Linked DNA regions of Homo sapiens: all the other regions are linked to region 2. The links are chromatin loops, found by intact Hi-C in ENCODE. Cell type or tissue: GM12878. All regions are shown on one strand. Region 1 has its middle 16 kb from the start of ITM2C. Region 2 overlaps SPATA3-AS1 (SPATA3 antisense RNA 1). Region 3 has its middle 41 kb from the start of ITM2C.

Region 1 (5,000 bases), 140 kb before region 2:
CAGATGATGGAAATACGCAATGACTTTCCCCAGACCTGCAGACTCGATTTGTTGTTTAGTTCGCTCTGAACTTCATGTGTCCCTTCCTTGGGCTTGATTCACCTCCACCCCTTAGCAAGCAGCTGGTGCTTATTACACTGTTGGTTAAATGAATGAGTTTTTGAAAGCTTTCAAGTCCCTATCCTTTGAGCTCCCTGTTCTACCTCCTCTGAACACATTCTTTCCTCACACCAGGTACAGCATGACTAGTTAGGCCTCAGCTTGCCTAAGGCCTATTTACAAATAATGTCTTAGAGTGGGTCATTCCTTTCAACCATTATACTTTGATTTTTCTTAATTTCATTCTAAGGATCACATTATCTAAGTGTGTTAGTTTGCTAAGGTTGCCGTAACAAAGTACCGCGGACTGGGTGGCTGGAAGTCCAAGACCAAGGTGTCTGCAGGGTTGGTTTCTCCAGAGGCCTCTCTCCCTGGCTTGTAGATGCCATCTTCTCCCAAGGGGTCTCGTGGTCCCCCTTTTGTGTGTGTCTGTGTCCGAATCTCCTCTTCTTATAAGGACAGTGATGTAAAAGGAATGAAGGGGGCGGGGGGGTGGCCAGCACTGGATTAGGACCCACTCTAATGACCTCATTTTAATTTAATTACCTCTTTAAAGACCCTATCTCCAAATACAGTCCCATTCTGAGGTATTGGAGATTAAGACTTCAACATATGAATTGAGGATAGGGGTACAATTTAGCCCATTAAACTGTCACCAATTCCTAGACTTAACTTTTTTATTGACAACAATAATTACAGATGAAAAAATGTCCTTAAGCATAGCCCAAAAGACAGCTCAAGTTCTAAAAAGAAATGCCTCCCATACCCAGGCCAAAGAGGTCCACACTCCCTAAACAAGTACAAACTGCTAGGGGGACCCACATGCCCTTATCCCTGTGGATGAACCTGAACTTTAATCTTGTGGGTGAAACACAACTGCGTTGTGAAACATGAATATGAAAGAACAGACAAGGTAACCAGATGCATGTGCTACAGTTTTTCCTGATTGAGTTTCCACTTCTACAACAAATAGACTCTGGATTTGACAAGAGTGGGTGATCTCTAGTAGACCCGTCTTGCCCCGGCTGACTCCTGTTCATCAGCTCATCACTTCAACGATGCCTCCCCAGAAAAGCCCACCCTGACTACCCTAGCCAATGCTGGCCACCCCCCACCCTTCATTCCTCTTACGTCACTGTTTTATTTTCTTCAAAGCACTTACTCTTGGAAATAATCACACTTATTTACTTGCTTATTGCCTGTCTCCTTTCTTTAGAACATAGACGAAAGGGAATAGTAGGGCCCTTGTCTATCTTGGTTCAAGCCTGAATCCCCACAGCCTGGTGCATGAGACACCTCGCTCAATCAATAGGCATTGAATGAATGAATAAGACGCTGCTGCACTTTTAAGAGTAAGTGTGACTTTCAGGTGACTTTTTTTTTTTTTTTTGAGACAGGGTCTTACTCCGCCACCCAGGCTGGAGCGCAGTGGTGAGATCTCAGCTCATTGCAACCTCTGCCTCCCAGGTTTGAGTGACCCTCTCACCTCAGCCTCCTGAGTAGCCGGGATTACAGGCATGCACCACCATACCCGGCTAATTTTTGTATTTTTAGTGGAGACGAGGTTTCACCATGTTGGCCAAGCTGGTCTCGAACTGCTGACCTCAAGTGATCCACCCGCCTCAGCCTCCCAAAGTGCCGGGATTACCTCCCAGAGTGCTGAGCCACCGCGCCCGGCCTCAAGTGACTTTTTCATATTCACCTTCCAAACTGTATTTGTCTTTTTCTGAGTCTAAAGTGGTTAAAAATCATTTGCCTTCCTTCTGGGCGGTGACTCAAACTTGTAGCCGGGAAGGAAGGCGGAGGAGGGGAGTTCGGGGTGGAACTCAACAGTAGCAGAAGCGCGGCCCTGCAGACTGCCACAAGGGGGCGCCGCCGGAACCCAGTTTCTCTCGAGGTCTTCGCCCCGAGCGAGGCCCGGCGGGGACTCCCGGAGGCCTCAAGGGCCCTCAGCTAGGCGCCACCACCTCCAGGCCTGCGGTCCGCGAACGTGCCTCTTGCCCTCTGCAGGTTCTCCCAACCGCGGGAAGAGAGGTCCGGCCCGCGACGGAGTTCCCAGGAAGAAGGCTGGCTGCAAAAACATTCCCTTCGCAGCAACTACAAATACAGAATTCCTAGGAAGAAATTTATAATCTACCTAAAGAAAGGCACAAAGCTTTACTACGGACCATAAAGCTTAAAGTAAATGGAGAGACAAACCACATTCTTGGATGGGAAGATTATGAAAATGCTGATTCTCCCCAAAATTAAAGCAAATCCAATTTAAATCCCAACAGGTTTTTGCAAACAAGTAGCAAACCATTCTAAAATTTGTCTTGAAAAGCCAACACATTGCAATAGTCAAGATCATTAAAAAAAAAAAAAAAGTAGTGATGACCAACAATTTTGATGTTTGTTTATGTGTGTCTATCAGTGCTGGAAGGAAATATTGGTGAATATATAAGGAGGAGAGGAACTTTCTGCGTGCACAAGCAAGGAATAAACCATAATAGAAAAGTTTGATAGATTTATGTATCAAAAGAGCCTATGAATGCAATAAAGAGGCAGATGTCAAAATGGAAAAATACCAGTGACTTCTGATGGACACAGGTAATATTCTTAATATACAGAGGGGTCTTCTCTGTTTTTTATGAAGATCAACAGACAAATAGAAAACTGGGAAAGGACACAGGCAGACTATTCAGAAAGAACTATTTGACCAATAAACACATAGGAAAATATTCCAGACCTCCCAGTAATCAGAGAGGTGCAAATTAAAACAACATGATGGCCGGGTGCAGGAGCTCATGCCTGTAATCCTAGCACTCTGGGAGGCCGAAGTGGAAGGATCACTTGAGACCAGGAGTTCGAGACCAGCCTGGGCAACATGGAGAAACCCCATCTCTACAAAAAAGGCCAGGGATGGTGGCTCATGCCTGTAATTCCAGCACTTTGGGAGGCCGAAGCGGGCAGATCACTTGAGGTCAGGAGTTCGAGAGCAGCCTGTCCAACATGGTGAAACCCTGTCTCTACTAAAAATGCAAAAATTAGCTGGACGTGGTGGAGGTGGGCGCCTGTAATCCCAGCTACCCTGGAGGCTGAGGAGGAGAATCGCTTGAACTCGGGAGGTGCAGGTTGCATTGAGCTGAGATCGTGCCACTGCACCCCAGCCTGGGCGACGGAGGGAGATTTCGTCTCAAAAAACAAAAACGAACAAACAAACAAAAATTAGCCAGGCGTGGTGGCATGCTCCGGTAGTACCAGCTATTCAGGAGGCTGGAGTGGGAGGATTGGTTGAGCCCAGGAGGTCGAGGATGCAGTGAACCAAGGTTGCACCACTGCACTCCAGCCTGGGCCACAGAGCGAGACCCTGTCTCGAAACAAAACAAAACAACCTCCCGCCCCTTCCAAAAACTCATGACGCTCTCTTCTCCCTCCAAACAGGCAAATATTAACTAAAAAGATGGCCCCAGAACTTGGGATATCCCTTCCTCCAGCCAGTTTCTACCGCGCATCTCCCACGGCCGGGCTCGCTCCCAGACGCGGGCGGATGCGCAGTGAAAACGCTGAGCAAAGCTCCTGCTGTCCTGGGGCCCACACTCTAGGGACAAAGGCGGGAACGCGGGGATGCGCGACAAAACAGATAATGCGTCACACACTAGCGAGCAATGCGTGCTATAAAGAAAAATCACGCGGTAGGGGCAGAGAGTGAGGGGGGTACCATTCGATGGGGAGGCCGGGGAAGGCAGGGGTGCCGAGGGGCCCCCAGACCTGGATGACGTCAGTCAACCACGCACAGGTGCTGGAAAGGATGTTCCGGGCTACAGGGGCCAAAGCCTGTATGCAGGAGCGGGGCAGGTGTGTTCAGGAGAGGGGAGGAGAGGGCAGAGGGGAGGCCAGCGCGCCTGCCTGGGCCTGGTAGAGTAGGGTGTGGAGCCCCCTGGCCAGGCTTGGGGTTAATTCTGAATGACAGAGGAAGCCGGGGAGGGTGTTTGGCCAGGGGCTAGGCAGGATTGATTTATGTTCTCAAGTGCGCCCCCTGGCGGCTGCGGGGAGAACAGCCTTGGCGGGGGCGGTGGAGGCGCCAGGTGAGAGACCAGATGAGATGGTCCCAACGAAAGGATGGCGTGGACCACGGTGGGAGAAACGGTCCCATCTGGACAGACTTTGGAGGAATAGCCTGGGGACTTACGCAGAGATTCGGTGTAGGGTGTGAAACAAAGAGGGGAGACGAGGATGGCTTCGAGTTTTGGCCTGGGCTGCTGGGACAGAGTTGTCCTGGCTGGAATGGTGAAGGCTGGGAGAGGGGCAGGTTTGGAAGAGAACGTACTGTGATGGCGGGAATGTACAGAGCCACAGCTTTTTAGAAGAGCAGATTGTCAATATTTGTCAAATATTTTGCGAGGTGCAGGCCATTTAAACCAGCTAACCCACTTGTAGCAATTTATCTTAGAAAAACAGCAGGCTAGGAAGAAAGGAAGCTCACTGGGCATATACATATCTTCAAGGCTGCTTTGCTTGCAAAAGCAAACGTTTGGAAAAACATAAATATTTTCAATCAAATAAAATTCAGTGCAGCAAAAGATGGAACCCTATACATCCATTAAAATATTGGGGAGGGGGGAGGGATAGCATTAGGAGATATACCTAATGCTAAATGACGAGTTAATGGGTGCAGCACACCAGCATGGCACATGTATACATACGTAACTAACATTGTGCACATGTACCCTAAAACTTAAAGTATAATAATAATTTTTTTTAAAAAAGAAAAAAATATATATATAATCTGCCCTGGATGACATGGGGAGGTGATCAGAAAATTTGAGGTGAAAAACAGCAGATCAGAAAATTATACAATCTCACTTTTTACAAAATCAGCTTTGTAGGTGTGCGTATGTAGGTAGAGAAAACCTGGAAGA
Region 2 (5,000 bases):
TGAGAAATGCTAGTGGGCCCCAACCCCTTCCTAGCCACGCAAGCGACCCCCTCTTCAGGGCCTATTTCCAAGCCCCCTGCTTTGAGGCCCATGCCGGTCATCCCAGATCCCAGCTGCCTCACTCTCCATTGAGTCCTATGACCTTGAGCCTTGATTTCACTTGTTCAAACCCCTCATAAGCATTTGCTGGCTGTCCAATGTACTTTGGACCCCAGGCTTATGAGAAAACTCATTTGGCAATTAATCCTACTCTCACCTTGGACCGGTTCTGCAAAGTCCCAGATTCTTGTGGGGAGAGTGGGCGTTTCAAAAGCGTAGAGAAGCTAACAAGCCTCTCGTCAAAACCACCCTCAAAGATCACCTATAAACCACCAGAAGCCAGGACCTTGAAGCTCAAAAGCAAAAATCCGCTTGTTACCTAGCCTTGCAGGGAGAGGATCCCTGGCCCTGGGGCAGGTCTACTTTGGAGATGAAGGGAGGGAGGGAGGAGGGAAATGGATTTGTTACAGAGATTTCAATCTTTTCTTCCTTCACCTCCGGATTTTATAAGTGGCTTTCCTGGACTAAGCCACAGTCATGTGTGTGGCAATCTACTGTATGTTATTCTCTTGGATGAGCTGCCTTGAGAACAAGGCTCCTGAGGGCAGAAAGAAGCTGCCCTATCTCCCTGTGAGTGGGTCACAGGGTAACCTGTGCAAGGCTGGGCAGGGCAGGTGCTGGATAAAGTCACTGGGGGAGAGGGGAGGAAGGGGGGGGGGAGGTCCACACCTGTGGGTCTCACGACTCAGGCGACCCCTTAAGGGACTGCTGCCACCAAGAGGAATACTGGGGTGAGCTTTCCCACCTCGCCACCCAGATCCGTTGTCCCCTCTGGGCCACGCGTGTGTCCAAAGCCATGACAGGGACAGACAAAGGCCCACACCATGTGGGCCCACACTTGGTTCCGGGGCTGAGTCCTGTGCCCAGCGCCTGACACAGCTCCACGCCCAGCTGGTGCTCATTCAATGCTGAATGCCTCAGAGAATCTTCAGGCCTGCCATCCTCAGCCAGGGCCTTGAGAGTCCCCTTATTAGTCAGGTTTCCCCAGAGAAACAGAACCAATGGGATGTGGACAGGGAGAGAGAGAGAGGGAGAGACAGAGGAAGAGAGAGAGGTTGATTTTAAGGAACCGGCTCACTGATCGTGGAGGCCAGTAAGCCCACATCTGCAGGGTAGGCCTGGGCGCTGGGGAACCAGGAAGAGCTGATGCTGCAGTTCTAGTCCCAAAGCCTTCTGCTGACAAATCCCCCCTCTCAGGAATGTTTTTCTTTTCCAAGGTGAGGAAGAGGTGGGAGGTGAAGGGTGAGGGTCAATCTTTGTCTTCAGGTCTTCAACAGAGGGAGCAGGACCCGCCCACCTGGTGAGGTAATTTGCTTTACTCAGCACTCATCCACTGATTCAGATGTTACTCTTATCAAAAAATACTTTCCCAGATACATCTAGAATAATGGCTGATCAAATATCTGGGTACCGTGGTCCAGCCAAATTGATGCATAAAATTATCCTCCCACTTCCCCACCCCTGGCCCCTCCAAGGCCCTCCGGGGTTCTCCGGGAGTCTGGCTCTCCATCTCCTCCTCTTTGCCCTCCGGCTTCCAGGCTGTGCGACCCTGAGGCTCTTCCCTGCCCTGTTCTACCCAAAGGGGCCTCAGGGGCTTGAATTCCTCCTTCTTGGACCTTTTTCTCTTTCCAGTCAGTGGATCCCATCACTTTGAGGGCTCCTGGAATGACATTTTCCCCAAGAAGCCTCTCCTGTATAAAACTGGGGGTTGTTGGCTGTGCCCAGAGGATGGGGGTGGCTTCCTTGCCCTCTTCACCCCCCACACCCCTGCCCCCTTCCCCCTGCATCACTGCCGGGCTGGACTGGGGGTGGGGGTTGGGGGAATATAAGCCCTGGATTGGGCGCCCTTATCTTGCTTTAATTTCCTCTAGAGCTCAGCGCCATGTGAGGTTATAGTAGTGGCCGACCTTGTTTACTCTTTCCTACCGGAGTATAAGCTCCAGGGGGCAGGGACTTCATCCCCAGAGCCTAGCCCAGGACCTGCACACGGAGGCACTCAGGGTGTTTGTTGATTGAATGAAAAACGTTCACTGAACACCTCTGTTGTGCCGCACACACTGTGCCAGGGCGTGGACGAAAGCTCAGCTGCCCAGGCCATTGACTATTTCTGAGCATTTCCACTCTCACGTTGTACACCCCTCATTTCTCTCTTCCTGGAGGGGCTCCCTACCTGAGCGCGGGAATCATCTTCCTTCCTCTCTCCTGGAGTCTGCCTGACTTGGTGTCCCAAGACAGGGACTGGGTCCCCTTTGAGCCCCTGGAGGAATGTGAACTGAGCCGATGAGGAGATGCCTCCTGTCTACTTGGAGGAAAGGGACCGGGACACACAGAGGCGCAGGGGGCTGAACCCTCGGTTCCAGCCCCGATAACTCATCCGGAGTCACGCGGTTCCGGGACTTTGCAGAGGAAAGGGGCGCGGGATGTGCTTTGGGAATAGAATTCCACCTTTGCACTCGGCTCTGCACCTGTCCTGCCCCCCGGAGATTCCTTGAGTCCACGTGGATCCGAGAGGAGAAGCTGTTGATCATTTCCTGTCCGCTGAGGCTGTGATCCCCGGGCGACCGGACCGGTAGCCCGGCAGCGCCCTCTGGTGGCCGGTGACGCTCAGCCAGCGCCGGGAATCGCCGCCCAGGCCCCAAGGACCAGAATCAGGAGCAGGATCAGGGCCAGGGCCAGGGCCAGGGCCAGGGCCAGGGCCAGCGCGGGAGGCAGATTTATCCCGGTGCACACCTCTAACTTATCCCTCCTACACAAGGCAGGACTCCGGCTTCTTTCCCTTTTCTGTGTATTTCAAAAGGAATGCACATTGAGCATAAAAAATATATGTAAACAAAAAGAAGCTCCCAGTCAAAGCTGTGATACTGTGTCCTGGCAGGACCAGCCAGGCCTGGGTCTCAATCCCAGACCTGCCATCTACCAGCTGACTGAATCTGAACAAGACGCTTAACTCTCCGAGCCACAGTTTCTGCATCTGCAGCCTGGGAATGGTGTGCTCTCCATTGCTGGGTTGTGTATAGATGACCTATGTACCCAGCACCTAGGACAGCCCCGACTGATGGGGGCAATTCTTATTAGACACAAAGGAGAATCTGTTAAATGTCCTTCAGTTTCTGCTCAGGTGTTCCCAGGGGGTGAGAGATGTTCCCAAAGATATAACTGCCTGCCTGATCGCCCAAGCAGAGACTGTATTTCCCAGATTTTCTGGCAGCCAGAGTTGGTCACAGGGCTAATTCTGGTCCATGGAATGTGGCTGGAAATGATGTGTCCAACTTCCGAGTCACGCCCTGCAAAGGAGGTTGTTTCCCCTCCATTCTGCTTTTCCATCCTCCTGCTGGCTTGGAAGTGGACGGTCCTGGATCAGCTGCCCTGGAGAAAGGAAAGGAAGCCACATATTGAGGATGGCAGAGCCTTCCTGACACCCCAGAACCACTGACATCTGCAGAAATAAATATTCCTAACCCAACGTATCTCTGGATCTCTTTGTTACACCAACTTAGATATAATCGTGGTGTTTCAAGTGCATGCCCAGGAGTCTTGGTATTCATTCTGAACACCAGCTGACAGAGCTTCTGCCTTTAGTGCCACTTCTTACCTTTAGTGTCTCCCCCCACCCCACCATGCACAAAAAAAAGCCCCTGCAAGGGCTGGACCCAGGGAACCCTAGGGATGGCTTAACTCCAGCCTGGTCATCCCCTCCCTGAGGTCACACTGAGGCTGGCAGCCCTGCCATCTGGATCATCCCCTCCCTGAGGTCGCACTGAGACTGGTAGTCCCACCACCTCTCTCTGCTCCTCTCCCCGTTCCATGGCTTCAGTGTGCCAGGGGCTGATTAAAGGTAGTCCAACGTGTCAGACAGTTAGTACAAGGGTTCTTCAATGACTGTCCGACTGCAGGTTGAACTGACAATGAACAAGACAGCACACTAGGGCTCCTTTACCCCAGTCAGGAGGGACAGAGTAGCTCAAATCCATGTTTTGGGAGTCTGGAACCTCTATTCCTTCCTGGTACTCCCCAGTTTAGGATATGTTGATAAAAGCTGGTTTAGAGAAGGCAAAAAGCAAGCCCCAGCCCCAGGTAGGGCCTCCTACCTCCCCTAGTAATCTCAATCTTGAGACTCCCACACTAGGGTAAACCTGTGGAAAGGCCAATTCCTGTATGGTGAAGTTGTCAGGTCTAATTTATCTTGGATGAAAGTCTAGCATCCATCTTTCTTTTTTTTTTTTTTTTTTTTTTTTTTTTTTTTTTTTTTTTTTTTTTTTTAGACCAAGTCTGCCCAGGCTGGAGTGGCAGGCATCTGTAGTCCCAGCTACTTGGGAGGCTGAGGCAGGAGGATCACTTGAACCTGGGGGGTGGAGCTCACAGTGTGCCAAGATCACGCCACTGCACTCCAGCAGACTTGTTTAGTCTGTTTTTGAGACTTAGGCTTGCTCTGTCGCCCAGGCTGTAGTGCTGTGGTGTGATCTTGGCTCACTGCAACCTCTGCCTCTCCAGGTCAAGCAATTCTCCTGCCTCCGCCTCGGGAATGGCTAGGACTACAGGCACACCACCAGGCTCGAGTAATTTTTGTATTTTTAGTAGAGATGGGGGTCTCACTATATTGCTTAAGACTGGTCTTGAACTCCTGGCCTCAAGCAATCCTCCCACCTCTGCTTCCCAAATTGCTGGGCTTATAGGCATGAGCCACCGCGCCCGAGGATCCTGGAGTTTTTAGCGGGATTCTAGCTCAGAGTTTTCTGTTTGACACCCTGCTTTTCAGAGTTTTTTATGTTTATATTTTTAAAAATAATTTAGCATAACTTGGTAAAGCTCATTTTAAGAAAAATAACAAAGGGAACAACTTTCCCCACCGTTGGGTTTCCAGTCTCTGTGACCGTCCTTGTTCCCTCCGTACTGCCTCATCA
Region 3 (5,000 bases), 160 kb before region 2:
TCTGAGGCTGCAGTCAGTGCCCAATACCTTGTTCATGCTGGAGGTTAGAGCCACTCACGGTCATGAGAAAGCCCACCTGCCAACGTGCCAAAGTTGTCCTTTAGGGGAAGAGCGGGCAGCCCAGCACACACCGCCCTTCAGGTACTCCCGGATGTGTCAGGAATCTTCTCCCTGGCCATGGCTGTGTCCTCACTGACCATCTGGTTTCCAGAAGACATGAAGGACAGGGTAAGATTCTCCCCAGTCAGCAATCTCAGTACTGCAGAAAGACCCACTGGAGCTTTTCTCTACGAATACCATCCGCTTTCACCCGTTGACAGTCTGCTTGCGGTCAACCAGCACACCTCCGCCACCGAGCACTTTAGACCCAAGAAGTGCCTAATAAGGATCTTAAGCTTTCGAACCTCCAGGAATCCTGCCACCAGCATTCACGCTGACTGAAGAGGATGGTGGTGGTTGCACAAGGCTGTGTCACTGCACAGCTATATGAGGCCTTCATGTTGTGTGTGCCCTTACAGTGTCCTCTAAAACCTTGCTCATGTCTGAGAACTGGCAGCCAAGTGTCCGTCCCCACTGTGGCTGGAAGGTGGGGTAGGTTCCACCTGAGGGCACGTCCGCCGGGAGCTAAATCTCCAAGGACCGTGACCCCCTGGTTTCTTTTCTTTTTTTATTTTTTTATTTTTTTTTTTTGAGACGGAATCTTGCTCTGTCGCCCAGGCTGGAGTGCAGTGGCGCGATCTCGGCTCACTGCAAGCTCCACCTCGGGTTCACACCATTCTCCTACCTCAGCCCCCTGAGTAGCTGGGACTACAGGTGCCTGCTAATTTTTTGTATTTTTTAATAGAGACAGGGTTTCACCGTGTTAGCCAGGCTGGTCTCGATCTCCTGACCTCGTGATCTGCCCGCCTCGGCCTCCCAAAGTGCTGGGATTACAGGCATGAGCCACCACCCCCAGCCAGACCCCCTGGTTTCTATGCAGAAGATTTCATCCTTTGCAATTTGTTAAATTTTTATTATTTTTTCTAGGTAGCACTTCAGTAGTAAGACAGACCCCAGAGATTTCTGGAAAAGAGTGACATTTTTTCAACATTCTGCACAAGATTGACAGGTTTTACAGATGAGCTTTAGCTCACAAGAGCCCCTTTCCCTTGGTAATAATTTATTATCACCTAAATATTGGTGTTCCGTGGAAACAGCATGGTCTAGCACTAAGTTTTGGTAGCTGAGTCTTGTTTCCTTGAGATGCAACTGGCGTGCAAAGGCAGGAAGAGCCGCAGGCCAGCTGGGGAGGCTTCTGCCCAGAGGAAGTTTCCAGGCAAGACTGCACCCCTGATGGCTCCCTCTTTCTTCCCCGTGAACTGCAGCATGAAGACCTCAAGACCCCTCTAGCCCAAACCAATCCCAGGGAGCAAATACCCCTCCCCAGAAACACTGCTCACACACATTCATGGGGACCTTTGCATATATCCCATCATCTTAAAGTCCTCACCTGTGTGGAGAAAAAGGAGGTGAGGGTCCCTCTGCACCAAGTCCCCTCCTAACCCAAGGGGCACCTTTTCACGCTTAGCTGAATCTCTGTGTGGTCCTGGGCTCTCCCTAAGCCATTGAGGACCTGCTGGTTTCTGGGAACTCACTTCTTTGAAGATCCGGGGCGTGAGGTAGGGTTGGGTGCCAACCTGTGTCATCCAAACACATTAAGAGGGCCCTGTCAGTGCCCCACATCGTCCTTGACACCCGCTTCTGCTTATTGTGAATACCTGTGACTCTGCCTCGGCACTCTCCTCTGGCCCCAAATGCAGGAATGACTGTCCCCAGAAGCAGCCCTCAGCTGCCAGTGTCCTTGGCCCTCAGCTGGGACAGCTGCACTCCTGCCTTCCAGAGCCCGCAGCAGGGCTGAGCTCCGATGCCCACTGCATTAACCAGCTTGCTAGGAACCTTTTGTCAGATTATTTCCATCCCCGGCTCACAACCCATTCTGTAGTATCTCCTGGGATCAAGTCCCAAATAAATAACCAACACTGGAACCCTTATCTGAGGGTGTGCTTCTGGGGTAACCCAAACTAAGACATGCTCATTTTGTTTCTTCTAACTCACAGCCATGCCCGTGATCAGCCAGATGAGAGGGCTCTCTCCTGAAAGAGGAGGCCAGTGAGACAGCAAACAGGGCTGCCTGCCCTTCTGGAAGCATCCTTCCTGTCTCTTTTGCCTCAATATTTAAGAGAGGCTGGCCCCCGAGTATGCATCAAAGCCTGACACCAGGTAGGGAGAAGCCCAGCTCAGCAGAGCCGCTCTTGGCCACAGCTCCTACTGCCTAAAGAAGCTGTTCTGAGACCCCCGACACAGGCTTGCTGTCCCCCAGTCAGCCAGTGCCCCCTGACTCTTATCCTTTCAAAAGCAGCTGGATAGGACACACTATCTGCTCCCAAATAGTTCTTCATGGTCATCAAACATGCTAGCAAAACTGGAAAACCCCAGATTTTCTCATGTTCTGCCCCCTTTAAAAAAAAAGACTTGAAAGGTATAGTCTAGCCCAACAAAATGATTGCACAATTGGGAATTGGAGCCAGAATTTTAGGAAACGTCCAGGTTGAGAAAAGAATTTGGATGGGGACAGTGGAGAGAGGGCTAGGGTCTATGTGGAGGCAGAGCCCGCCCAATGGTGCTAAGGCAGCTCAAAGACGCCTGAAGGGGCCTCTCTGCCTTGCGGGGTCCCCATGAGCTTTCCCTGCAGTCAACTTGCTTTCATTTTTTAAAAATGTCCACTGGGTGGCAGTAGAGCTCCTTGTTTTCAGCAGGCTCTGAGCTGGAGGGAATGGAGCGTTCTAGGGCAAATCTGGGCAACAACAGAGAACCTGGGATGTCGTGGACCCAAATGCCCTGAGCGTCCTGGACGCCTTTTTGAGCAAAAAGGCAGGGACAGTCTAAGGGGGTTATGAAAAGAATGACAGAGGCCGGGCGCGGTGGTTCAAGCCTGTAATCCCAGCACTTTGGGAGGGAGAGGCGGGCGTATCACCTGAGGTCGGGAGTTCAAGACCAGCCTGACCAACATGGAGAAACCCTGTCTCTACTAAAAATACAAAAAATTAGCCGGGCGTGGTGGCGCAAGCCTGTAATCCCAGCTACTCAGGATGCTGAGGCAAGAGAAACGCTTGAACCCAGGAGGCGGAGGTTGTGGTGAGCCAAGATGGTGCCATTGCACTCCAGCCTGGGTAACAAGAGCAAAACTCCATCTCAAAAAAAAAAAAAAAGAAAAGAAAAGAGTGACAGAGGGCGGGACAGATGCACGAGAGTAACATGTGAAAGGTAGAGTTTAGGTGGTAGGTATATGGTTGTCTTGGTTGCTAAGAAACTATTTTTTGGAAGAGTTCTAGATTTACAGAAAACGTTGCAAAGATGACACAGAGAGATCCCATATACTCTGCACCCCATCTTCCCTGTTATTAACATCTCACATCACTGTGTTATATTTGTTAAAATTAAGGAACCAATATGGATACACTATTATTAGGTAAAGTCCATACTTTGTTCTGAGTTCCTTGTTTTCCATGATGTCTCTTTCCTGTTCCCAGATCCCATCCAGGATCCTATGTTCTATTTAGTTGAGAGTTTCTCAGACTTTGGTTTTTGCTGACAGTTTCAAAAAGTACTCATCAGGTATTTGTGGAATCTCCCTCGACTGGGATTTGTCTGCCTTTTTTCTCATGATTAGGATGAGATTATGGGGTTTGGGAGGAAGACCATACAGATTAAGTGCTTTTTTTTCTTTTTCTTTCTTTTTTTTTCTTTTTTTCTTTTTTTTTTTTTTTTTTTTGAGATGGGGCCTCACTCTGTCACCCAAGCTGGAATGCAGTGGTGCGATCTCAGCTCACTGCGACCTCCACCTCCCAGGCTCAAGCAATCCTCCCACCTCAGCCTCTCGAGTAGCTAGGACCACAGACATGTGCCACCACGCCAGACTGATTTGTACTTTTGGTAGAGACAGGGTTTCGCCATGTTGCCCAGACTGGTCTCAAACTCCTGAGCTCAAGCAATCCACCCGCCTCGGTTTCCCAAAGTGCTGTACAGGCGTGAGCCACCACGCCCAGCCTAAAGTGCTGTTTTCATCACGTCATATCAAGGGTACACACTATGGACATGACTGCTCCCTGTTGATGTTGACCTTGATTGCCCGGCTGAGGTTGTGTTTGTCAGGTTTCTCCACAATTGCTTTTTATTTTCCCTCTTTCAGTTCTGTACTCTGAGGAAGTCACTATAAGCAGCCCACACCTACCAAGTAGGGAGTTATGCTCCACCTTCCTGAGAATGGAGTATCTACATACATTATTTACCATTTTTCTGCATGAATATTTGTCTCTTTTCCATTACGTTTTTTTTTTCCTGTAAAATTCTTTCAATTTTCTGTATGCTTGAAATATTTCATAATGAAAAGGAGGGAAAAAAATGGCTGGGGTGGGGACGATGATATACATCCTGCACATGCTACCAAGTACAAGGGCACGGGGGTTTCAGGGGCGTCTGGGGATGCAGCAACACATGCAGCACCTTCTCCAGAATTCACTTTCCCACTGTCATGGTTTGGCTGCGTCCTTACCCAAATCTCATCTTGAATTGTAGCTTCCATAATTCCCACATGTTGTGGGAGGGACCTTGTGTGAGGTAACTGAATCATGGGGGTGGGTCTTTCCCATGCTGTTCTCACGAGATCTGATGGTTTTATAAAGGGGAGTTCCCCTACACAAGTTCTCTCTCGTCTGCCGCCATGTAAGACGTGCCTTTTGCCTTTTGCCATGATTGTCAGGCCTCCCCAGCCATGTGGGACTGTGAGTCCACTAAATCTCTTTTCGTTTATAAATTACCCAGTCTCAGGTATGTCTTTATTAGCAGCATGAGAACAGACTAATACACCAACTGCCCAGTGGCTGCAGCACACAGAGGTCAACAACAATCTCACCTGCACTGTGTCCAAATCAGAACTAGATGGAGGCCCACCAATCAGGACC

What was found. Hi-C counts contacts between places; a loop is a spot of excess contacts. Peaks named below come from ENCODE experiments on the same cell type or tissue, not always from the same donor. Only the 100,000 strongest peaks of a DNase experiment are listed, where the experiment ranks them.
Region 1: it touches region 2 in a loop (8-fold over the local background); 54 of 110 quality-filtered maps call a loop at or near these places.
Region 3: it touches region 2 in a loop (9-fold over the local background); 103 of 110 quality-filtered maps call a loop at or near these places.

Annotation. Positions count from the first base shown.
Region 1 is chr2:230,846,120-230,851,119 of GRCh38, forward strand. No RefSeq gene overlaps it. Among named protein-coding and RNA genes, the nearest start is that of ITM2C, 16 kb to the right of the region's middle. In GM12878, CTCF peaks have their summits at 1,961 (motif pointing right) and 4,127 (motif pointing left); a DNase peak (open chromatin) is centred at 1,942.
Region 2 is chr2:230,984,715-230,989,714 of GRCh38, forward strand. It overlaps SPATA3-AS1 (SPATA3 antisense RNA 1), which reads right to left. Exons shown (of 6, transcript NR_033879.1): 5 at 2,270-3,465; 6 at 1-1,396. Among named protein-coding and RNA genes, the nearest start is that of SPATA3-AS1, 8.8 kb to the right of the region's middle. RefSeq lists a silencer at 767-951 and enhancers at 2,005-2,054, 2,456-2,955. In GM12878, CTCF peaks have their summits at 814 and 2,687 (motif pointing left); a DNase peak (open chromatin) is centred at 257; H3K4me3 peaks cover 2,644 bases; H3K27ac peaks cover 2,922 bases.
Region 3 is chr2:230,821,922-230,826,921 of GRCh38, forward strand. No RefSeq gene overlaps it. Among named protein-coding and RNA genes, the nearest start is that of ITM2C, 41 kb to the right of the region's middle. RefSeq lists an enhancer at 2,478-2,647. In GM12878, a CTCF peak has its summit at 2,762 (motif pointing right); a DNase peak (open chromatin) is centred at 2,770.